Linked DNA regions of Mus musculus: all the other regions are linked to region 3. The links are chromatin loops, found by intact Hi-C in ENCODE. Cell type or tissue: heart. All regions are shown on one strand.

Region 1 (8,000 bases), 300 kb after region 3:
GGGCTCAGCAGGCAAGAACACTGACTGCTCTTCCAAAGGTCCTGAGTTCAAATCCCAGCAACCACATGGTGGCTCAGAAGTCAGCCACAGTGTACTTATGTATAATAAATGGATCTTTGGGCCGGAGCGAGCAGGGACTGAGCAAGCGGGCCCTGACCAGAGTGAGCAGAAGTCCTAAAAATTCAATTCCCAACAACCACATGAAGGCCCACAACCGTCTCTACAGCTATAGTGTGCTCACATTTGCCTACCAAGCTGCTCACACTGTGGACCACAACCCTAAGTGGACCCAGGACCGCTATGAGAAGCTTGGCAACAGCCGACACCCCAAAGCCAACTTAGAACACAAAGGTAATAAACCCAGGGTTTCTGGCAGTGGCTGCCTTGGCTGTAAACACACAAGCAGCCCGCTTTCCCACTGTGATGCCACCATCTTATGTACTGAGTCAATGTTTTTACTGTAGCCTCTGCTCTTATAGAAATATAATGGGGCTGGTGAGATGGCTCAGTGGGTAAGAGCACCTGACTGCTCTTCCGAAGGTCCAGAGTTCAAATCCCAGCAACCACATGGTGGCTCACAACCATCCGTAACAAGATCTGACTCCCTCTTCTGGTGTGTCTGAAGACAGCTACAGTGTACTTACAAATAATAATAAATAAATCTTAAAAAAAAAAAAAAGAAATATAATGGATCAATTACCAGAAACAGAGAAGGACCGTGTTTTCCTGCTGCCCCTCAGCACGCTCTGGTTTGTAGTACGTTAGAATGTTATAAAAGATGACTGTTAGCAGGGCAGCCATCCATGTTGCTGTGAACAGTCCCTCATACCTGCTCTATAAGCAGCCTGACTAAACTCACTGGCTTAAAAGAGGGGGTGGAGTGGGGGCACACGACCTGTGCTGAGTTGTGGTAGTGGTACACACCTGGAGGCCAGCCTGATCTAGAGTGAGTTCCACGACAGCCAAGGTTAGAAAAACCTGTCTGGGGGGGTGGGGGTGAGGGTAAGGGGTGTTTGTTTGCTTAGAGGTAACCATGGTCCAGCACCTGCTACACCATGCTGTTGTTCCTACAATACAGCACATAATAAAATGAGGTTGGACCGAATCCCTAGTGATGGGCTTGTGTACCTATGCTCCAAGGAAATTGGGAAAACATCCGAACTGGCATGTGGTATGCACCCAGGCCGACTTCACAGCGTTTGTGTTAAGACCTGAAGTTCTTATGAGACTGAATAAAACAAAACACACAACAGCAGAGCCTGCAAGGGTCCCATGTGTGCTGTGTCTGTGACAGGGTCAGCATGCTTTCCTTATGGAGGGACAGTCACCGACATTGTGTCGAAGGCACATGCGCAGTCAGAAAAAAAGAACATAAAACTTTTTGTTGTTGCTGTTTGAGAGTGGGTTTCTTTATGTAACCCCAGCTGTCCTGGAAGTCAAGAGATCCGTCTGCCTCTGCCTCCCAAGTGCTGGGATTAAAGGCGTGTGCCATCATGCCCGGCTTATATACTTTTTTAAGTAATTAAAAGTAAGATCTTGTAAAGAAAACACAAGGTTCCTTTTGTTCCCAGCACCAGCAAACAACTGTCTGTAAGGCCAGCTCCATGGCTCTGCCGCCCTCTTCTGGCCTCAGGGGAATCTGTGCATGCGTGTGTGCGCGCGCACACACACACACACACACACACACACACACACACACGCAACTAAAAAGAAAATTCTTGGGGCTGGTGAGATGGCTCAGTGGGTAAGAGCACCCGACTGCTCTTCCGAAGGTCAGGAGTTCAAATCCCAGCAACCACATGGTGGCTCACAACCATCCTTAACAAGATCTGACTCCCTCTTCTGGAGTGTCTGAGGACAGCTACAGTGTACTTACATATAATAAATAAACAAAAAAAAAAAAAAAAAAAAAAGAAAATTCTTGGGGGCTGGTGAGGTGGTTCAGAGCACTGGCTGCTCTTGCAGAGGACCTGGGTTCGGTTCCCAGCACCAGCTCATCAGTAACTCCAATTCCAGAGGATCTGACAGCAAGGGTTACTACAGGCACTGCATGCACATTGTGCTCGTATGAACACACAGGCAAACACTCCAAAGTATAAATAAATCAATCTTAAAAAGCTCTTGGACCAGAAACCTGCTAGCTTCTAGAGAGTGAGGAGACTGTTGGTATCTGAGGATGTATGGAGGAATGTTCTGGATGGAGTTTGCCTCCCACACACTTGTGCAGTTGACTAAATAGAAATCACACCTCAGTCAAAAACCACAGGTGTTAAAAGCTGCAAGCAATTCCTTATGCAAGGGTTGACCCTAATAGGTCAGGGCACATGAAGAACCTGATTTTACAAGGTTATTTCCGGTACCATTGTTTAAAATCTCTAAGGACTGGAAACCACCTAAATGTCCTCCCCAGGGGGACAGTTTCAAGAGTCCCTTAGTACTATTCAATGGAGTACTATGCAGCTGTATAAAGAAATGAGGAAGCCATACGATAATGTGAAAGGTCTCAAAGAGGCTTTGTCTCTAGTAGGTAAATCAAGGCGTGGAATGGCCTGCTTCTACTTTTGTTTTATATTTTAAAAAAGACAAAGACATCTAAAGAAAGGATTATCCTGCGGCTAGTTACCTGGGAAGCCTAGATGGGAGGATCGTGAGTTCAAGCTTAGCCCCACACTGTATTGCAAGATCAGATTTTAAAAAGCTGGGGGGTAAGGCTCTGTGTTTGGAGTAGGGACTGCAGGTGCCCTGCCAGTCTCCTAAGTATAGGAGAAGCCAGTCAAGGAAAGGCAGGCAGGACCTGCACTGCCCCATGTCGAGCTGGCAGATCAGGTCCCTGTGCTGATGCAAGCAGATGCTGCTTTTAGGGGACCCTGGGTAGGGTGCTGGTGGTGAAATATCATGCCAGCTACAACTTCCAAACAGTTCAACCAAACACACAAGTTCACGCGCTGCACTAATAAAGCTGCAGGACACCACTGAGGACCACTGACATGGGGACATGGCTTTGCACTGCACAGAAAATGAGCATCCCTCCATCACCAGGTCAGGAAGCATGCGCGCGCGCGCGCGCACACACACACACACACACACACACACACACACACAGCTCCGGAAGGAGGCGGGGGAAGCAGTGGAGCTGGCTCCCACAGACCAGAGTGGGAAGGCGGTGCTATGACAAACAGTAGCTTCGCCAGTAAGTCACTCACAACATACCTCCCAGATATAAGCCAATCCATACTGGATCTGCCATTACCCATAATCCAAGCTGTATGCCTCAAAGGCAAATTCAAAGCCAAGTCTGAGCTAGAAAGCCTGAGTCTCAAAAGCCAGTAGAGGTCTGGGGGTTTAACTCAGCAGGGCTCAATACTGAGTCCCACCCCAACCCCTCACTGAGGGATTCTAGGCTGTACCACTAACTACATCCTGGCTCTCTTATTCATTTTGAGACATCATCTCACCAAGCTGCCCTAGCAGGCTTAGAACATGCCATCCTCCTGCCTCCAAAGGCTGAACAATTGTTTCATGTCACCTCTCCCAGGGCTGCCAGATCCAAGGATTCCTGTACCTCTCCTGGAGGGGTGGCCCCTTAAGCTCCTCCACTCCCACAAACTGCTTCTGTCACCTCAGTCTCCCCTTTTCCCGGACAGGGATGTTCTTGGAGGCACAACGTTCCCATTCCCCTCAGGACAGTCAGACCCAGGTGCAAGCCCCACTCGCTAGAGGGATGCTCTCTGAAGCTGCAGCATCCTGCAGGACAGCTGTCTTCACTCCCACTCCCGCTGTGGTGATGGTGGCACACTAAAACAGTAACCATTCATTTTCCCCAGGGTACCTCACACACTGCCAGCTTCACACCTGGCTCCTCCCCTGGGACCCTGCAGTGACAGTTGCTCTGGGACTGTGGGATATGTCTCACCTCCCCCACCAAACACCAAACTGGGTAAGCAGACTGTCCCATCTAGTATCAATTTGCTTGTTCTATTTAGTATATAAAGCATCACATGGGGCCCGATGTGACAGCGGAATGGATATTTGAGCTTGTTGGCCAAGCTGAACAGCCTGAGTTAGATCTTAGGGAATCCACATAGCGGAAAGAGACAACGCCACAAAGTTGTCCTCAGATCTCCACGTGCGCATCATAGCGCACGCACTAAGAAAAAAAGAAAAGGCTCTAAGGCATTACTTTTCCTCCCATTCCTACTTTTTAAAAAAAATTTGGGGTTTTGAGGCAGGGTTTCTCTTGTGTATCCCTGGTTATCCTGGATCTCACTCTGTAAACTAAACTAGCCTCAAACTCGGAGATCCGCTTGTCTCTGCCTCACGAGTGCGGGGGATAAAAGTGCGCCACTATTCCCGGCTCATTCCTACTTCTTGCTGGACTTTCTGATACCGTCGCCTTGTCTCTCGAACAGCGGAACAGGCACCAACGCCCTGCACCTCCGGCCCCTCCCTCCTGGCTAGCGTGCACGCCGCTGAGCCCACACCCGGACAGTCCAGCGCACCCCAGGTCCTAAGCTCCAGGGGATCTGTCCTTTGCATTGCCAGCCTTGCTCTATCCTTCCCCCAGCTGCAGACATTCTGCGAGCACTCTGCTCGAGGCGTCAGCTGCGCGACCGAGCGCCCCATACTCTTCTTCCTTACTTACCGCCTCAAACAGCTTTTCCCGCCACAAGATACGCCGCCGTGACCCCTGAACCCTCTGCGCGCAGGCCCAGAGCTGCGGCGCGCCCGCTGGGTCCCGCCCCTAGCCCGCTTGGGCGATCAAACCACGTCCCACTCTGGAGGACCCACAACCACGCCTCTCGCAAGTGGCCCCGCCCCATGACGCTAACGGAACAAGGACACGCCCCCAGCATCCTGGCTCTTAGGGGTTTGGCCTGCGGTCCCCGAGCGCCCACTGCAGGAGCGTTAGAAGACTGCCACAGTGGATGCTACCCTGATGCTTTGCTAGAAGCAAGCTTCTTTTCTGTTTTCCTCAGAGTCCCTACACGCCCAGGTTCTTGTATAACTTCTGTTGCCCCACAAATCATTTCCTGACTTATGACACTCATGGCCAGATGCAGTCCTCAGCTTTTGAAAACCTGGCCCTAAGAAGTGTTCTTTTGGGCTGGTGAGATGGCTCAGTGGGTAAGAGCACCCGACTGCTCTTCCAAAGGTCCGGAGTTCAAATCCCAGCAACCACATGGTGGCTCACAACCACCCATAATGAGATCTGATGCCCTCTTCTGGTGTGTCTGAAGACAGCTACAGTGTACTTACATATAATAATAAAATAAATAAAATTAAAAAAAAAAAAAAAAAAAAAAAGAAGTGTTCTTTTGAGACCCTCCTCTTAAAGTTCCTCTCCTTTTCCACTGGCCTCCATCCGCCTTAGTGTCTCAAACTATGCTGTATGAAGATAACCTGTCTTCGGCGGAGCGACCCCTACCCCTGTGGCCTGAACCTAGACCAAGCGCAGTCACCTGGGCAGAGAGATGGCCCACCCTCTCCACACTGGGCTCAGGAATGGCTTGTACTCAAACTTTATTTTTGTTTTTTTATTAAATAAAAGGGGCAGAAGAGAGGGCCTGTGGTCTCCCAACTGTGGGGGGCCACCTGCCCTAACCTCTCTCCACTCAAGGTGCATGGTGTGGTAGGCTGAGGTGTAAGCGTGGGTGGGAGGGCAGCTGGGAACGGTCAGAGGCTAGGACCTGTGACCCTCACCACTCTTGGAAGACTCAATGGGTGGGGTGGGGCCTTCTAGTGCCAACTGCCGCTGAGTTTGAGGCTGAGCCCGAGGGACTGGGCCGTGACAATGTCCTCCCACCCCAGGAGGAGAGGTGAAGAGTCCATCTTCAAGAAGACACCACCAAGGCTGGGGCACTTGTGGCTGCCCCTACTCGTGCACATCCCAGATCTCGGACAGCAAGGGCGGCAGCTTCTTGTCCTGGAGTCGCAATGCAAAGACCTGCTCCGAGTGCACGGAGCTGAGGGTGCGCAGGCTCACCAGCTTCATGAGCATGCGTGGGAAGCGGAGCTGGTCCTGCAGGGAGAGGAGGCAAGTCGGTCCTGCTGGGGCCCTGTCCTGCAAAGCCAGCTTTGTCTGGAAAGCCAGCACCCTGAGTGGTCAGGCCCCAGGCTCAGTGTGCCCAACATGTGCCACTGGACCCCAATACTGAGACTGCTCATATACAACAGGCAGCTCCCGTACCTGTGGGCGCTTGATCCTCGTGTAGGAGAGGAGCGCCTCCACGTAGGGCTGCTGCAGGGCCTCCACACGGCTGGGCTCCTGCACATTAGGCCGATCGGCTGAGAAGATGTTGATGGCGATAAGCAAGGCATACTCTGCATCGTCCAGGCCCAGCCGCCGCATGGCCCGCGAGAACTCGAAGATGGGATTGATGAATTCCACCTGCAAGCCTGCAAGAGCAGCCCCAGCCCAGCTTCACACCGGACCCTGGTCCCAGGGCACTCAAAGGGGAAGGAAGGACAGCCTGTGACAGTTACTCCGGCTTCCGCCCCACACAGACCCTGTGAGTGCCTCTTACACGATGCATCTGGCCTCGCTAAACATGATCTTTCCTTGCCAGTGCCTGCCTGGCCTGGAGGGCCAACGGGGCAGAAACCCCAGGACCAAGTCAGTGCCTTCCACAGACCTGCACGGTGGAAGTCGTCCTTGCTGTAGGTGAAGTCCTTCAGGAACGTGATGCATTCTGTCTCGTGGTTGTAGCGTCTGGCTGTTTCTAGCAACATGATCTGGAGGTGACAAGGTACAGGGCTCTTCAGCTGCCCCAGAGTCAAATGTGCCAAGACCAGCAGGCTGCCACCCTTCTGCCAGGTAAGACATTCTTAACTTTCCTTCCTTCAACTCTATCACCCACTGCCCCATCCAAGGCCACTAACCCCACATTACCGTGAGGCCCAGGCTAGAGGTTTAATTCTTAGCATTCAGAACTCTGCACACAGTTAACTCTCAATACTTCATTATCCTTGATTTGGCTCCAATATCCATTCCTTTGGAGTCTTTGGGTCATTTTCCTGTTTAACAGCCCATCTGATATCCTCCGTTATTCTCTACCTCAGCCCATTTCCCTTTTCTCCCTGGCTGGCTCTCTGGAGGCTCCAGATACCTTGTTGGATGGGACCCTGCAGCTGACTACACCCCACAAGGGTCAGGACATGCCTGTACCATGTTCAGCTCTGGTCTCGTCCTAGAGCCTAGTTATTACCTCAATGGTGGACGCCTTCAGGAGGGCGATCTGGTCCTCCCGGCCCAACTGCAAGAACCCTGGCACCTGCTTGGCAAAGTCCACAATCTCCTGGACCGAGATGATGGCTAGCTCGGTGAAGTGGGCAAAGCGTTGCTGACGGGCATCTCGGGACTGAGGGTCTGCACCCAGGGGCCAGGGCTGGGACACAAAAGACCACGGTCACGTGGGGGACTCGCACGCCCTAGGAAACCCCTCCCTAGCCTGGGTGGGCTCTGTCCACAGGGCCGGGCAGGGCGATACCGTGACTTTGGGCTGGTCGGAGAAAGATCGTTTGTTGCACTGCAGCTGCGCGGCAACTAACTGCTGGATCATCAGCTCCTGAGCCGCGGTCAGCTGGATGCCCTCTCCTTCCCCGGAGCCCTGGCTGCTTGCTTCCGAAGTGCCAGGGGAGGCCGCTGGCCGGCCTGAGCTGCTGGCTGCTGGCTCAGATGGGGGTGGTGGCTGCTGCTGTTGCTGCTTCTGAATCCTTTTCTTCCGAATCTGCTCCTCAGAGAGCACGCCTGCGGGAAAGCCGGCCTCAGAGGCGGGCCTCAGCCTCACTTACACCTCCCCTTGCAGGTGACCCGCTCTCCCTCTAGCCCCACCCCTTGCTTACACTGCTCCCGCATGCCAGCCTCCTTGCACTTGCGCAGCCGGCAGAGCTGGCACTTGCGCCGCATGAAGGCATCCATCTGGCAGGTTCCGCTGCCCCGACAGGCATAGCGCCCGGCCCCACCGTGGACCACACTGCGCCGGAAGAAGCCTTTGCAGCCT
Region 2 (8,000 bases), 800 kb before region 3:
TGGCAAATTGGGCGATAACTGTGAGCAGGGAGAAGTGTCCCCAATGTGAGACAGGTCTCTCTCCAGTGACCTGGAGGTGAAATTGGAAGGCTGGAGAACAGCTACGAAGGGACAAGGCTTGGGGTCAGAGGCACAAAGCAAGCAAGGAAAGCACTTGAGACTCTGGTCTGACAGAGACGGCAGAGCCATCACAGGTTTGATGGAAGCCCATGATCTTGGAGGCCATGTGGTTGAGTGGCCATGGAGGAGAGCCAAAAGCAGGTGAGGTTCCTATCTGGGGACCAGATGAGGAACCTGGGACCAAAAGTGGCATTTTGGTTGCTTTCTCAGATGGCAGAGTCTCTGTCCTTCAGGAGAGGAAGGCTTTCCTGGAGAGAAGCAAGTAATAGCCCCCAGAGGAAATCAGCATTTACCATGGGAGTGGAGGAGAAGGCTGAGCCCCGTCTTCATGGGAGAAGAAAGGTCACAGAGAGGGAGAACTGGGAACCAGGAGACCGTGATGGTTAAGGGAAGAGAAACTTCTAGAACAACTTAGCCATGCAGTAGTTGCAGCTTTGGCGCTCCCCTTTCCTCCTCTTGCTCCTTAGCTGTCCTGAAACTCATCTGCAGATCAAGCTGGCTCAAAACTGCAAGAAATCCTGCTGCATCCTCCCAGGAGCTAGGACTGCAGACAGACTAAGCAAACAACTAAGCAAGCTCCCAGGCTTGCTTTCTGAGCTGTCATTCTGTTAAGAGAGCCTCAGGAGCTAGGCTCAGATGGTAAGAGCTCATTTCCCAGCACCTACATCAGGGTGGCTCAAAGCCAAAGGAATGTCAGTTCCAAGGGATCCAATACCTTTGGACTCCATTCTGCACATTTACACATACACACACACACACACACACACACACACACACACACACACAACACAACACATAATTTAAAATAATGTAAATAAATTCTAAAGATAAAATTCGATTTACCTTAAAAATAAAAAGTTTTAAATAAAGATTTTAAAAGAGAAGCTGGGCTTGATGCTGCACTCCGTGCACTTGAGAACCTGAGGCTGGAGGATTGCTGTAAGTCTGACGTTGGCCTGGGCTACATGGTGAGTTCTAGGCCAGCTGAGGGCTACACAGTAAGACTCTGACTGGAAGCCAAACAGAGCAGAACACAACCAAAGTTAGGAATGGTGGTGTGAGCCTATAATCCCGGGACCAGGAGATAGAGGCAGAAGAATCAGAAGTTTAAGGGCGACCTGGACAGCCTCAGATGGTTTGAATGCACAATGGGCATTAAATAACCCTGTTTCAAAACAGCAATCCTGAGGAGTGCAGTGACTCCTGTCTTTGATCCCAGCACTTGGAAGGCAGAGGCAAGCAGATCTTTGTGAGGTTGAGGACAGAATGGTCTACAGAGTGAGTTCCAGGAAAGCCACCCACGGCTACATAGTGAGACTTTGCCTCAGAAACAAACAAACTCTAGAACTAGAACAAAGAATCGAGCAAACACACTTCTGGGGGAGGGTATCCATTTAGAAGGCTGCTAGGGGAGAAGATTCTGGAATATCTGCTGCCTCACAGAGAACCATCCTCCCTTCCCCCAACCCCGCGGGCTCTTTGTCGCAGGGGACCAGGCTGTAAGTCATTTTCTGGGGTGTGTATGTGTACGGGTAGGGCTGGGGGGGGCACTGGGGCCAATAGGGCCACCTTCCTCACTGAGGAAGAAAATGCCTGAAAGTTAGTCACTAGGCCTGAGGTGGAGATGGGGATGGAGACACTTGGAGAACTGAGTCTCTTAGAGGGGGGTCATAAGTTCTTAGGCAAGGTAGCTGAGGAAGAGGCCAGTAGCATGGGGTGAGGGGATATTGGGAAATTTTTTGTTTTGTTTGAGAGAGTCTCACATAACCCAGACTGGCTTTGAATTCACTATGTAAGTGAAAAATGACCTTGAACTTCTAATCCTTCTGCCCCTATCTCCCAAGTGCTGGGATGACACGTGTGCCCCACCATGACGGTTTTATATTAAACTAAGGAATGTGCCCAGGGCCGTGTGCATGCTGGGCAATCACTCTACTACTAAGCTACCTTCCTTGCTCCTCTTTTATTTTGTATTGTTTTGCTTGTTTTAATTGAGATAGGCTCTCACACTGTAGTCTGCCTGGCCCAGAACTCATTACATTACTCATGGCCTGCCCTTGGGCTTGTGATGTCTTGCCTCAGCCTCACTGAGGCTAGGATCCCAGGCAAGTGGCTGCTGTTGGGGACGTTGAGGTTGCCAGGCAAGAGTGCTTGGGGGGCGGGGGGTGGGGGGGAGGCCTTCTGGCGTGGAAGAGCTTCCTCCTAACGAGAGGTGTGAGCCAGTCGTACCTGTGATGTCCTTGGCAGCTGCCTCCTTGGCATGGGGGTGAAGAAGAGCCTTCAGACTGGAGGGAATTTACTTAATCTCTTGAGCAGCATCCTCACAGTACTGTCTACTACCACCAACTACTGGACCCGACAGCAAGGGGGGCACAGTGGCCTATGGCAGGAGTGTACCCATGGCAAATGCTCCAACATCCCCTGCCAGAGTGAGACCTTCACCTGCCTCTATATCAGACCACACTCCAGAGCCCACCCCTACCCCTAGCTCCAGATGGGCCTTCCATACCAGGCGCAGACCCAGATGTCCTTTACCCAAAGGCTCTTTCTCCCCAGGCCTGCCTTGCTGTCCTCTCCCTACCAAGTCCTCCGTTCCCATAGGAACACCTGTTTCCAAAATGCAGTCAGATGAGCTCTAGATACTCATGGTGTGTGTGTGTGTGTGTGTGTGTGTGTGTGTGTGTGTGTGTGTGTGTGTAGGGGTGAGGATGGCCAGAAGAGCCCAGGGATGTTCTTTCATGGCACCAAGGCGTCTAGCTGATGCTACCCTGTCTCTCCAGACACCGTGGCAGTGTCCGCAGCGTGCATGGTGTTGGCAGCAACCTTCAGTATTGTAGCTTTGGGGATCGGGATAAGGATTCAGTGTCGAGAGGCAGAGTCACGACGTAGCCAGAATACCATTGTCTTACTTTTCCTCAGCGGTGAGAAGGCAGTCACCCCTATGTAGGAGGGGTGGTGGTGGTGCTGGTGGTGGTGGCAATTCTGAAGGAGTTGGGCCGAGAGAGTTTGACTGCCATGGTTAGAAATGGGAGGGGCCAGGGGGCAGCTGACAGTGGGGATGTTTCTGACTCTTTTCTTCTGCTCTTGGGACTCTTCGCCTCCTGTTGCGTTCTCTTGCCCATCCTCCGTGGGCTTTTGCCTTGTCTCCTTGTATCTCTTTTTGTCCTGTTTGACTGTCCTCTCTTGGAGACCTACTCTACTCTGAAGAGGAGGAAGTGTGGGAGGGGAGATGAGGGAAGCTGGGAGACGTTGAGGGAGAGGAAACTGTGGTCGGGATAGATTGTATAAAGGAAGAATCTATTTTTAATAAAAAAAGAAAAGAGGAGGAGCAAGAAGCCCACGAAGGTGAAGCCAAAGGGAAGCTGGGCGTGGTTTGATAAGTCAGAGACAAGGGCAGTTCTGAGGGGTGGGCTTGGGTGCAGCTTCTACCTGGCCACGCTCACCTGACGGGTGGGCGTGGCCCAGGGTTGCTGCTGCTGATTGCCTTGGCCGTATACACTTCAAAGAATGCCTGGAAGCCAGAAGTCTTCTTCTCCTGGTCCTACTTTTTCGGATGGTTGGCTTTACCCTTCTTGTTTATTGCGGGTAACCAGCACGAGGGGAAGAGGGTGGAGACTACCCCTCTAGAGGACTCCCCTCCCCAGAAACTTCCCAGTCACCTATTCTTCCTAGCAAAGTCCACAATAACTTCCAGTGACTTCCCCGCCCCTGCACTCCAAGACACCCGATGGAAACGCCCTTGGAACCCCCATCCCTAGCTCCCAGGCAGGCCAGATCATCCGCCCCATAGCCCACCTTCCTTCCCCGGGCTCTGTACTCCCTTCCTGCCAGGCTTCTGCTTTCTGCTTGCCGACATGATCTTGCAGAGCACCGAAGCCATCAGCGGATTCCCGGTATGCCTATGAATGCGGCCTGCCTGGGGCAGAATAAAGGAATGGCTTTTAGCCTCGCCCCTGCGTGCTTTTCTGCGGAACGTAGAGACAGAAGCTTGGAGACTACAGAGACACGGATAAAGTGGCTTGTAGAGAGTTAAGGAGGTCAGAAGGAATGTGGGAGGGTAGGAACGGAGACTTGAACCCTGTAACGAGGTGTGTACCCTGGGGATTTGCAGATGCGGAAGCAGGGAGAGGGTGTAGGGACAAGCTGACACCGGGTAGTCCTAGCGGATGTAGGCGTAGAAGAAGGGGCGGGGACGAGCGCACCCGGGGAATGCACGGGGAGAGAATATGGGACTCGGGAGAGTCATAAAGCACGCAGTCGCGGGAGGAGGTGGGGATGAGCGGACACGGGAAAATCACAAGGAAGTAAAGTGTAGACGCAAGGATAAGGAGGGAATCTGCAGAAAGAATGCGGCGGCAAGCAAGTGAAGGAAGGCCTTGGGGGCGTAGGAAAAAAGGCACAGGGTGCGCGTGGGAACACAGACATGGGGGCTTGGAGTGCTGAGAAAGGAGGGATCTAGAAGTGAATTGCAGATCTGGGGACAACAGGAGTTACGAGGAGAGCATTAGGATAAATAAGCCCTCAGCAAACTTCACTCCTAGGAATGCCCTTTCCCCTACTTCTGTGCAACGCCCCCTCCACCCAGCGGTCCGCCGTGGACCCCGCCTCTCCCTGAATTCCGCTTCCTATTGGCTTTTTCTGAGTTGTGCGACGGTTGATTGGTCGGTGTTGCGGCGCGCAGGCGCAGAGACAGATACGGGGCGGAGTGTGTGACTATCTGGATTAGGAGCAACCTGACCCGGCCAGTGACTGCTGCAGGAAGATGGCGGAGCTGCGCGCGCTCGTGGCTGTCAAGAGGGTCATCGACTTCGCTGTGAAGGTGACTTTCCCCACCCCGACTAGGTCCCAGCACCCTGAGACCGCAGCTATGAACGTCCAAGAGCAGGAGCGTGCCCCACATAAGAGAACCTTTCAAAAGTCAATTTCTATTGCCCTTTGACCCGACGTCAGTCATACTTGGAGCAAAAATCAAGGGCTGTGAGATTTTGACAATCAGATCCTTCTGAGGTGACGACCCTTTTCCCCTCTCTCTCAGTCCCTTGATAACTGTGGGCTGGAGGAGTCATGGTCCCTATTTAACACGTGGAGAAACTGAGGCACAAAACTGGCACTTAGCAAGAGAGAATCAGAATAGAGAATTCTATGTGGGGCCTGCGGTTTCATCACTCATTACCTTGCAGGCTGCACTGTCTGCTCTAAATGTACAGCCACATGGAGAGCCATCTGGTTCCATGGGACTCAGAAAGCGCCTCACCCATATAGCCATGGGATGCTTGTCGACAGTTTTTTATTTAGGAAGGGAAGGAGACCTGTGCTTGCTGGAGAAGCAAGTTCAAAGGAGCCAGCTTAACTAAGACTTTGGAGTGTCCGTGAGCAGTCTGAGGGCAGCACCCCTGAGGCCCTGGGTTCTCCTCAGAGAGAAGCTGCTGTAGCCAGCATTGAATCAGACTGGGTTCCCAGGCCAGTCTCTCAATGCTTAGCCTAATCTGTACTGAAAAAAAGATGGTGGCAATTCATGTTTGTCTGTCCCCATTGTCCTGTGATCCCCCTTTGTGTCCTTCAAATTTCCTAGCATAAGGAAGATGCACCCAAGAGACCCTCTGAGATAGGTAAAAACGGGCTATATCATTTAATACCACCATCTACGTACCGCAGTTGAGGAATGAGACAAGAAGGATTCAGGAGACAGACTCAGACTTAATGTCCATGACCCAGACAGCACACATGGAAGTCGGCACAAAGCACCAGCAGATATAATTCCTGTACAGAGATTGATCCCTTTGTACAGCTTCTGTACTCTCAATCGAACAGGGTGGTTGAGGAAACCCAGGCCCGTGGAGGCCCTGTTACTTGCCAGATGCCTGCCCCCTGCCCCCAAGCTGGGTAAGCAGCAAGAATCAGGAGTCTGGGCAAGTCTGACTCTCTGCCTGTTTGCTAGAGAGAAAACGGGTTGGCTTGAGGTGGCTTCTAACAGCCTGTGACAGAGATGGTGCTTCCAGGTTTATTGAGATACATGTGGGTTTGTGGGCAACTCAACCACCATTAATTTGTTTGTTTATTTATTTATTTATTTGGGTGTGTGTGTGTTGATGGGAATTAAGCCCATGACCTTCCAAGTGCTAGGCCAGACCAGCACCACTGAGCTATAGCTCCAGTCTTTTTCCATTTTATTTTTAAAATTATTATTATTATTGACAAGGTATTTTTATTATAATTTAAATTTCTAAAATGATTTATTATTTATTTTTATTTTATGTGCATGGATGTTTTGCTTGCATGCATGCATGCGTGAAGGTGTCCAATACCCTGGGGCTAGTGTTTACAGACAGTTGTGAGCTACGATGTCCATAGCATAGGTCCCCTGGAAGTGCTCTTACCCACTGAGCCATCTCTCCAGTCTCCTCTAATTAGGCCTATGTGTGTGGATATGCACATAGAAGAAGTATAGGTGCCCCTGCAAGCTGGAGTAGAGCATTAGCAAACCCTGAAGCCAGTTATAGGTAATCGTGAGCTGCCTGATGGGTGTGTCAGGAACTGAACCTGGGTCCTTTAAAAGAGCACCAAGTGTTCTTAACTACTGAACTATCTCCCCAGCCCCTAGAGACAGTCTTATTTAGTCCAGGTTGGCCTGGAACTCACTAAGAGGTCGAGGATAGCCTTGAACTCCTGATCCTCCTGCCTCTACATCCTGAGTGATGGGATTACAGCTGTCTACTATCACTCCTGGGTCTCTACATCTTATTCTGAGGCGTTTAATTGCCCAGGCTGGCCTCAGACTCTACATCCTCAACCTCTCAACTGGCTTTGATGCTGGGCCTGCAACCCCGTACCCAGTACCCTCACCACCTTGAATGAACTCTAATCCCAGCGCCTCCTAGTGCAAAGCTTGGCCCATGGTCAGCTAGGCTGTGTTCCAGTATGAACCGAGAGCTTAAAGGTGAATACGGCATGGTGTCCTCTTTTCTTAGGGTCATGGCACTTCCCTCTCACACTGTGCAAGCTTCCTACTTCACATCCAGTGTCTGATGATACCCTCTTTGAGAAAGGCAGTGAGTCAGACCTTGCTACCCTGACTCCTGATACCATCTTTTCATCATCTGGTTACTTGGGCCAGACTTAGGTACCATCTTTTCTCCTAACACTCAATGTCAGAACCCACGGACTGTCAGTTCCCAGCCCCAAACCTTATACAGCACTGTTTCCTTTCTGACCCCAGGCCCTATCCCATTAACCCCTGTCTCACCTACAGCCTAACCCTAGCCTCCCCCTGAGATCTTGGGCTTTCCCCTCCAGCACTTTCTCATCCAGCCTCGGGGACTTCCTACATGCAGGGCTGACCTTGTCTTGGCTCCCCATCACTCTCCATACAAAGTCCCACCTTCTCAGGCTGGCTTTGGGACCCTTGGTTATTTGGTTCAGCCATCTATGGCTGGGGACCTTCTAGGTCTTGGGACCTTCTCCTCCCATTTCTGCTTCCAAACCTCCAGCCTGTACTCTGTCAATTGATTCCTTTGCTTTGGTGTCCTTTCTGCTGTACTCTCTAACATCCTTTTCCTGTCTTGACAATTGTGACCAATTGATTACATCAACATTGAATGAATCTCCTCTCTCCTGAGGTCCCCCCTCCCCCCGAATCTTATCCTGTAAGCCCTTTCCAGAGTATATTGTAGTCTTCTTGTTTACCCCAGTGTGCCACCTGCACCCCCATTTCCAGACTGGCAGCTCCTTGCAGACTGAACCAAGTCTCTCACCCACCTCAGTGTTCCTGGTATCACCCAGTTCCTCATGATGTTTGTTCTCAGATCATTTTTCTGAGGCCTTGTGATCCTTTGCTGAAGATCATGGTGCTCAGAGGCCCTACAGTTCCACGCCCACTCTCC
Region 3 (8,000 bases):
AGCCACGGCTGTCATGAAACTTGCTCTGTAGACCAGGCTGGCCTCAAACTCATTGAAATCTTCTTGCCTCTGCCTCCAGAGTGCTGAGATTAAAGGTGTGAGTCACTACCACAACAAGTTGCTTAAGCATGTTGAACAGTTGACTTTCAGCTTTTACTGTCTGTCATGGGGTTTTTTTGTTATTGAGACAGGGTCTGTTTTGACTAGGCTAGCCGGAACTCAGAGATGCGCCTGCCTCTGCCTCCTGAATGCTAGGATTAAAGGTGTCCATTACTGTTCCCTAGCTCCACCCTTTAGTCGTACCATCAATATCTCACCTTTTCTGAGAAAATCCTGCTCATATCCTCAGCTCCCCTCCTGTCCTTTCCTGCAGTCCAGCCTCCCCACCCCTTTCTCTTCTTCCCAAATGCCCGCAACACAAGTCTGTTCAGTGTCCGGTTTGAGGAGGGAGGTGTGGGGCCAAGAGGCTTCTGATGAGTGGGGAAAGGTTACCGTGTCCCATGCAGGGAAAGGAGGGTCCCTTTGCTCACTCGCATAGGTCTAGAGACTGTTCCTGACTACCTCCATGACTCATAGCAAGGCTGACCCACTTGGGACTCAGTGTCCTTGTCTGTAGAATAGAGGCAACCAAGAACTGCATGATCAAAAGGCTGGAGAGATGGTGTGGTGATTTGAATAGGTATAGCCTCCCCCCAGACTCATGTGTTTGAATGCTTGGCTCATGGGAGTGGTCCTATAAGGAGGAGTGGCCACGTGGGAGTAGGTGTGATCTTGTTGGAGGAAGTGTGTCATTGTGGAGGGTAGGTTTGGTGGTGAGGTCTCTTATGCTCAAGCCCTGCCCAGTGTGGAACATAGGCTCCTTCTGCTGCCTGTGAATCAAGATGTAGATCCCAGCTCCTCCAACACCATGTCTGCCTGCACACTGCCATGTTTCCCACCATGATGATAGTGGACTAGACTGCTGAACTGTAAGCCAGCCCCAACTAAGTGTTTTCCTTTATGAGTTGCCTTGGCCATGGTGTCTCTTCACAGCAATAAAGCCCTAAGACAGATGGCCTAGTGGTTAAGAGTTCTTGCTTGCTTTTCCAGAAGAATGAGTATGGTTCCTAGCATCCATATTGGATACCTCACAACTGCCTGTAACTCCAGCTCTGCCCTTCTAGCCTCTGCAGGTACTGCATTCATACATATGCATATCCCCCCCCCAACGTGCACACTCAGACAAATGAAAATAAAAATAAAAAAACTGTATAATTGAGTTATCAAAAAAAAAAGTCACAAGGGTCTGGACAGATGGCTCAGCTTTTAAGAGTTTTACAGAGAACCAGGGCTTGATCCCCAAAACCCTCATGGCGGTTTCCAACTGCCCAGAACTCCAGTTTCAACACTCCCATCTGACCTCTAAGGGTACCAAGCACACACACATGCAAGCAAAACACTCATACATATAAATCTAAAATAAGCACATTGTATTTTCAAAGGAAAAAATTTAGATGTGTTCTCATGTATTTCAGGTTGGTCTGGAACTCACTATGTAGCCAAGATGGAATCTAAGTTCTCAGTCTCTTGCTGGCATTCTAGGTGGACACAAGCATGCCTGGTCTAATGTTAGGGATGAACCCAGCGCTTCCTTCATGTTGGACAGGCACTCTACCAACTGAGCCACATTCCCCAAGCAAATGCGTCCATTTTTAAACAGAGTAACAACTCTGTCTTATACTAGATCTACAAGTAATCAAATAAACAGTGTCAATACTGTGCAGACAGATGCAATGTATGTGCCCATAGATGAAGGTAAGGGGGTCCATGCTATGGGGAAAGAGAAAGGTGTCTTATTTTTCTGTTGCTATGATAAAACACCCTGATAAACGCCACGTAAGGGGACAGGTTCACAGTTCAAAGTGCAGTTCATCACATGGAGAGGTAAGGTGAGGGTCAAGGAGGCAGGAGCTTGAGGAGGCTGCTGGTCACACTGCATCTGCAGTCAGAGGGACATTTACACTGGTGCTCAGCTTTCTCCATTTATGCAGCCCATGGTTCCCCAATAGTGGGTGTGCCTTCCCAGGTCAACTAACCCAACTAAGATAACCTGTGCATGGTCAGCGGCTAAGCTAACCTAGATAACTCTCCACAAGGTATGCTCCAAGGCTTCTTTCCTAGGTAATACCAGATTTGGAGAAGTTGACCATATTAACCATCAATGTGGTAACGGGAGCCAAGCACAGAAGCAGACAGGGAGCTTTCTGAGCTCAAGGCCAGCCTGTTCTAGAGAGAGAGGCCTTGTCTCATCAAACTATTGACTTTCCTCTGGTGTGAGCCAGCAGCAATAATGGAAACTCGTTTACCTAAGAGAAGAATCTTTCCCTTTACTTCAGACCACTAGGTTCCCAGGCCAGTCTCCCCAGCGGAATGAGAAAGAGCCCTAATGAGCAGAGGGCCAGCTAAACAAAGAATACTCAGGTCACATTAAGGAATCTAGAGCTTGAAGAGTGTAACATAGACTATTTGGAGGGCAAAATGAAGAAAGAGAGAACTGGTATGAGGTGCAGACTTTTAAAAAAAAAATGTTCTATGACTTCTGTGGTTGAGGACCCACTTCGAGCTCATCCAAGTATTCAGAACCCTGACCCTTATCCCCCAAGACCTAGGGGTTCCAGCCCTCCGCCTCCTTCCTCAGACCCAGCAGTCCTTATCTCAGCCTCCAGATTCAAACCCAGTAGTGCAGCCCTCCAGCCTCACGCCCTCATACACAAGGGTCCAGACACCACCCACCCTCCCTCACACCCAGGGGTCCAGACCCCAACCTGCCCTCTTTCTGGCACAGGGAATTCCCCTCCTTTCCGCCCTAGCGTCCCCGCTCCGGGCCCGCACATCACAGAACCCAGCCCTCTAACTACACCACACCCATGGTTCCCTAAAAGTCTGCCAGTGTGTGCTGGTCCTGCCTCCCGCGCCGCAGCTGCGACTACTGCCGGGTGGGCCCTTTTAGCGGACCCCAGCTTCTGCAGCAAAAACGAGCTAGCCTGCCGCGCTGGCAAGTCGGGGGATTTCCGGTTCTGGCCAAACCCCCACCCCATGGGGGGCTTTCTCGTCCCGCCCTCTCCTTGGGAGCTGTCTAAGAGCTGCCTGACGGAAGTAACGGAAGAACCTTTCAGATATGTTCTTCATTCTCTTCATCCTCTTTGGGAACAACGTACCTTATCACCTGATCAGGAATGTCCTAAGGGCAACAGACGTTTATTCTTTCTGCCACCGTGAAAGCAGGATCCCCGGCTCAGGCGTAAGTGTGGGCTACCTCAGGGCGGGGCCCAAGAGCCGCTGGAGGCGGGGCCTTGCGAGCGCGATGGGTGGGGCTGACGGGCAGCGCGCGCTATAAATGGGGACACGCGGCGGTGGCGCGCGCCTGTGGCGATCGCGTGTGAGGTGAGGTCTGTCCCGGTGAGTTTTTCCACGGTGTTGGCCTCGGTACCTTCCAGTCGGTGGTGCTGCTTTGCACCCTGGGAAGCACGTGTCCCGAGGTGTCCGTGGCCTGGTCACGGGTGTACCTGTCGCGCGGACGGGCTCAAGGGCGCTGCTTGGGGCCGCGGGCGTGCTCGGGCTGGAACCAGGGTTTCTCTCGAAGGGGCGGATGCGGGTACTTTCGGGACAATGCCTTTCGCCAGGTTTGTGGAGCTTGGGATGCCGGGCCAGGCCTTCCTTTGTCTTGCCTTAGCCGGGCTACGCCATTTCTGCTGCTCACGTCGCGGGTCTTGTCCGCCATCTTCCCGGTTTTTTTTTTTTTTTTAGGCGACAGGGAGGGGGGTGTGTGACATAGAATCTTTCCTCCCAGTGACAGCCCCGTGCTACCTGCAGGTTCTCTCCGTAGGAAATCTCTACCACTGCCCCTCCCCCGTGTGGGATTTTGGCAATTTTGTGCAACCTAGAACACATGAGGGCTGGAGGAGGATGGGGTGTAGGGGCAGATACACGATACGGAGTTACCAAGGCGGAAGTGAGTGCACGTGGAGGACTGGATTGCTTCGGAGCAGCAGGTAGGAGTAGACGAGGAGGAAGGGAGCCAGGCCTTTGTTCACCTGCAAGAATACTAATACAATGGCTACAGGATGGTCTTGTAGGGCCTGATGGTACAAGCATTTTCGGTTCAGCTACTCAAGTAAATTACATATTTCTCCCAAAATATTTTAACCACACCTTTGCCTGTAAACCAATCTTTTTCTGCCTACTTACTGGTCAGTGCCATTATCACACTTGATTAAACTCTTTCCTCTTGGGAATCCTACTGTTCTCTTTGTGTTCCTTGCTAAATCATCTCCCAGACAGCTTTCACAGGGTGGTTCAAATCTCGCTGAGTAAGTCACTGGGCCTTCCATTTATTTATTTATTTATTTATATAAATATATATATGTATATAAGCCTATATTATATATATAAAATCTCAGCAGGGTTTTGCTTGTTTGCATTTTGCTCTGTAGAACCCCCATAGTTCTCCCACCAGGCTCCTCAGAAGGATGTGTGTCTTTGCAGGTTGTGTTTTTCAAGGTTACGAACCAAGACAGAACATCATGTCCATAGGGAATCTCTATGGACCTACTGGACTGGGGAACTTGGAGCCTCTAGTGGATTTTGTGTTTGTCAATCTTTTCTATTGTGTTAGCTTGGCCACCATCCCTGAAGGCAAGTAGCCTTGACATTGCAGAAGGCCTGAGGCTCCTGTGATGTTTAGCACTGGGCTCCAAACACCCTTGAGGACACAGTGCCCCTCCAGGACCTTTGACACCTGGAGATCTGAGGACCTCTAAATTTGATGTTCTGTACCTGTGGGCTGGCCCCACACATAACCCTCACCAAGTCCTTTCGGTATTACAGGTGTATCTTGAAGCCACGTAGCCATCCATCATCATCTTACTGTGGTAAGAGCCTTTACTTTTTAATCTGTCCACACCTAAAATAAATAGTGTACCTTCCTTTTCAGTTACTCTCTATAAGTTGGATTTAATGAACCCGCAATTATAGGGTATTACATATTAAAACTCTTAACTTAAATGGGATCAGTCAGGTGTAGGTAAAGATCCCAGACCTGCTGTTCATAACTCCATACCAGTCAGTAAACCACCTCAATAAACCTGGGTGCTGAATGGAACAGACACATCAAGGGCAGGCACCTAAGTCCTCTGCAGTTACATAGAGAGGGTGGCAGTATTTTCTGTCTTCTAAGGGTAAGGACTGGGTAAGGTACAGAAAGGACCAAATTTTCAAACTCAGTAGAGAACAAAATATCGGCATTAGCGCCTGCCCACTGGATTTGTGGACTGAAGACAATGTAGCTTTGAGCATCGTTTAGGGCCTAGCAAATAATTTGTACCCCCCAAAAAAAAGATACTTTTTATTTTTTAAAGAACCTTGAATTTACATAGGTTCTATTATTAAAATAACAAGATTTATCAGAAGACAGGCATGTGTGTTATCTAAAAAAGAACACGTTCTCAGCTCTAGGAGAATATCTCCTTGTTTCTTAGGTGTTGGGAACAGGGAAAACAATGGCTCTGCTGTTGACCTTAAGATGTTTTCTATCTGACCATACTGGGCTTGGGCTAATAACAAAGCACTCTGCATAGCACTGAACACACGGAGTCTCTGGACTGGGCAAAGATGTGAACTGAAAAGGTACAGAGAGCTGGAGAGGAGTTACTTTCTATAATTTGGATTTAATCAACCAACAACTATAGGGTCCAAGGCCAGCCTGTGCTATATAACAAGACTGTAGGGTAGAGGAGAAGAGGGCCAGTATTTGAAGCAAATGAGTTCACTACATCTCACCAGGGTCTTAGGCAGGTGTCATTTCTTTGCAGAATGCAAAGTCATTACTTCCCCCAAGTTGCAGGGTGGAACAGAGGTGCTAACCTCAAACTCAGGCAAGTTGAAGAGTTGGTTTAGGGGGAAACAGGTCTGGAAGAAGGGTGGAAGCCACTTAGGGACATGTTCACTATACCCTGGAAATTCCAAACAGTCCTAGGGCTGAGCCATGAGACCAAGACCAGTCTCTGTCTCATTTGCCCCACATTCCCAAGGACACAGCAACCTCAGTCTACAGCATGCAGGTCAGTGTAGACAATTGAGGGGTAACTGTGGCACGTGCCTATAATCCCAACATTCCAGGTGGCTGAGGCGGGAGGATCCTGAGTTAACATCCAGACTGGACTACATACAAAAATAAGTGAGTAAGATTGGGGGCGGGGAGTATAGAATGTATCGAAAATCTTCTACCTTGGGAGGTAGAAGCAACTTTGCCCACATAAACTGTCTTAAGCAAGGAAACAGGGAAGTGTTACCCCTAAGGGTCCTGGGTTCTCTAAAACCAAGTGTCAGCCATTCTCTTGGGTGGATTTCTGAGCACTGGGCTATACTGTCCCCCTTGGGACTTTGCATGGCCCTAGGACCTTAGAAAGGGAGGGTATTAATATTACCAGGACCCCTCTGATGTTCAGCACTGGGCTCTGACCATCCTGAGGACATGGTGCCCCCAGGGACCTTTGACACCCTGGGGTCTGAGGGGCCCTGGCGACAAAGGGAGTGGATGGGGAAGCTGTGGTCTTTGTGAGTCTCACCAGCCTTTCTCCTCTCCCTCCTGCCAACAGACAGAGGCAGTTCCTTCAGACAACCAGGCTTCCCTCCAGGTAAGCAGAGAGCTGCCTAAAGTGCTAGGACAAACAGCTCAGTTTAGACTCTGTGCTGTCAGTGTGTATGCTTGCGGACCCCCTTGATGTCCAGCACTGGGCTCTGACCATCCTGAAGACATGGTGCCCCCAGGGACCTTTGACACCCTGGGGTCTGAGGGGTCCTGACTACAAGGAGGAATGAATAGGGGGGTGCCATGGTCTTCGTGTCCCTTGCCAACCTCTGTCCCCTCTCCTTCCTGCCTATAGGTGGTTTCTACAAACATCCTACTTCCCTTCAGGTAAGAGCAGAAAGACTGTCTGGAGTAGAAGTCTAATGCTAATCACATGAACTTGGTTTACACAATTAGACCAGATTGCTAAGAGACATCTCTGTCATGCCGCTCTTGGGAACCCCCATGATGTATATAGCACTGGGCTCTGACCACCATGGTGATATGTTGTGCCTCCAGGACCTTTGACATCCAGGAGTCTGAGGGGTTTCCATTCTAGGGGGATGCTGGGTGGGAGTGTAGCCCTTTGTCACCTACCAGCTTGCCCTGTGTCTTTGCAGCCTCTGCGACAGCATTGCTTCTAGCCCTCTTGCTATTCTTACCTTGAGACTGTGAGGGCCATGGCTGAGAGAGTGCTGGTGCCCACCCAGATAGGCCGGGGGGACCGCTACTACACATACACGGAGTTGTTGGCTATCTCACGGCGTTTCAAGCAGAACCCCAATGAGCTCATGGTCACCTGGATCCTGCGGGTGTATGACCAGGGAGGCCCTGCCCTGTCCCTGAATTCTGGGGAGCTGGGGCTGCTGGGTGACCTCACCCATGATGCCATCTTTAACTACCGCTGCAAGGCCCTGCGGGGGGCTGGCTGCCAGACTCTCCTGAGCTGGCTGCTGCAGGCCTGGCGTCAGCGTTGGGAATCCTCCCTGCATTTTGAGGCCACCGAGTTACCCTTCAGGCCCTGGACCACCATGGAGGAAGGCATCCAGTTGGTGCGTGAGCTGGGCATGATTGAGTGGATCTACCTTGACCCAGAAGGGCCCGTGGACCTGGCCCCAGAGGATGTGGCCTTCACTCAAGGCCTGCAGCGGCGCCTGCTCACAGCAGCCCCCTCTGAGCTGCGGCTTTCACTGGTCAGCCTGCTGGTACGTGGCATGACAGTGTTGGAGGCTGTGATGGAGATCCAGACTATTGCTGACGTGGGTCTGCTCTGGCGCCAGAGCCATCCAGGCCGCACCAAGCTCATGTTGGGGCCCAACCCAACTCGTAAGGACCTCCTAGGCTGGCTGCTCAGCCACGGTGTACCCCGGGAGCAAGTAGACAGACAGCCCAC

What was found. A loop is a pair of places that touch in the nucleus more often than their neighbours do. Peaks named below come from ENCODE experiments on the same cell type or tissue, not always from the same donor. Only the 100,000 strongest peaks of a DNase experiment are listed, where the experiment ranks them.
Region 1: a loop joins it to region 3, with 3 times the contacts of the local background. A loop is called at or near these places in 4 of 42 quality-filtered maps.
Region 2: it touches region 3 in a loop (8-fold over the local background); 3 of 42 quality-filtered maps call a loop at or near these places.

Annotation. Positions count from the first base shown.
Region 1 is chr7:44,544,113-44,552,112 of GRCm38, forward strand. It overlaps Pold1 (polymerase (DNA directed), delta 1, catalytic subunit), which reads right to left and starts at 4,703. Exons shown (of 27, transcript NM_011131.3): 1 at 4,643-4,703. Nr1h2 (nuclear receptor subfamily 1, group H, member 2) reads right to left here. Exons shown (of 10, transcript NM_001285517.1): 5 at 7,843-8,000; 6 at 7,488-7,747; 7 at 7,206-7,385; 8 at 6,633-6,732; 9 at 6,188-6,396; 10 at 5,504-6,019. The coding sequence ends at 5,873. In heart, a CTCF peak has its summit at 4,892; DNase peaks (open chromatin) are centred at 3,719, 4,789 and 5,679; H3K4me3 peaks cover 2,521 bases; H3K27ac peaks cover 1,329 bases.
Region 2 is chr7:43,439,266-43,447,265 of GRCm38, forward strand. It overlaps Cldnd2 (claudin domain containing 2), which reads left to right and starts at 1,551. Exons shown (of 5, transcript NM_028849.1): 1 at 1,551-1,619; 2 at 2,368-2,549; 3 at 2,901-3,041; 4 at 3,586-3,705; 5 at 3,952-4,055. The coding sequence starts at 2,381. The coding sequence ends at 4,025. It overlaps Etfb (electron transferring flavoprotein, beta polypeptide), which reads left to right and starts at 4,807. Exons shown (of 6, transcript NM_026695.3): 1 at 4,807-4,939. The coding sequence starts at 4,883. In heart, no CTCF peak of the experiment used is centred here; DNase peaks (open chromatin) are centred at 2,570, 3,637, 4,296 and 4,796; H3K4me3 peaks cover 2,731 bases; H3K27ac peaks cover 3,030 bases; H3K27me3 peaks cover 717 bases.
Region 3 is chr7:44,243,386-44,251,385 of GRCm38, forward strand. It overlaps 2410002F23Rik (RIKEN cDNA 2410002F23 gene), which reads left to right and starts at 3,337. Exons shown (of 6, transcript NM_025880.4): 1 at 3,337-3,438; 2 at 4,867-4,910; 3 at 6,157-6,214; 4 at 6,636-6,674; 5 at 6,924-6,955; 6 at 7,228-8,000. The coding sequence starts at 7,288. It overlaps Snord88c (small nucleolar RNA, C/D box 88C), which reads left to right and starts at 6,470; the gene lies at 6,470-6,553. Snord88a (small nucleolar RNA, C/D box 88A) reads left to right here and starts at 6,765; the gene lies at 6,765-6,836. It overlaps LOC115486841 (a small nucleolar RNA gene), which reads left to right and starts at 4,705; the gene lies at 4,705-4,795. It also overlaps LOC115486842. In heart, no CTCF peak of the experiment used is centred here; DNase peaks (open chromatin) are centred at 3,056, 3,326 and 3,866; H3K4me3 peaks cover 3,025 bases; H3K27ac peaks cover 2,281 bases.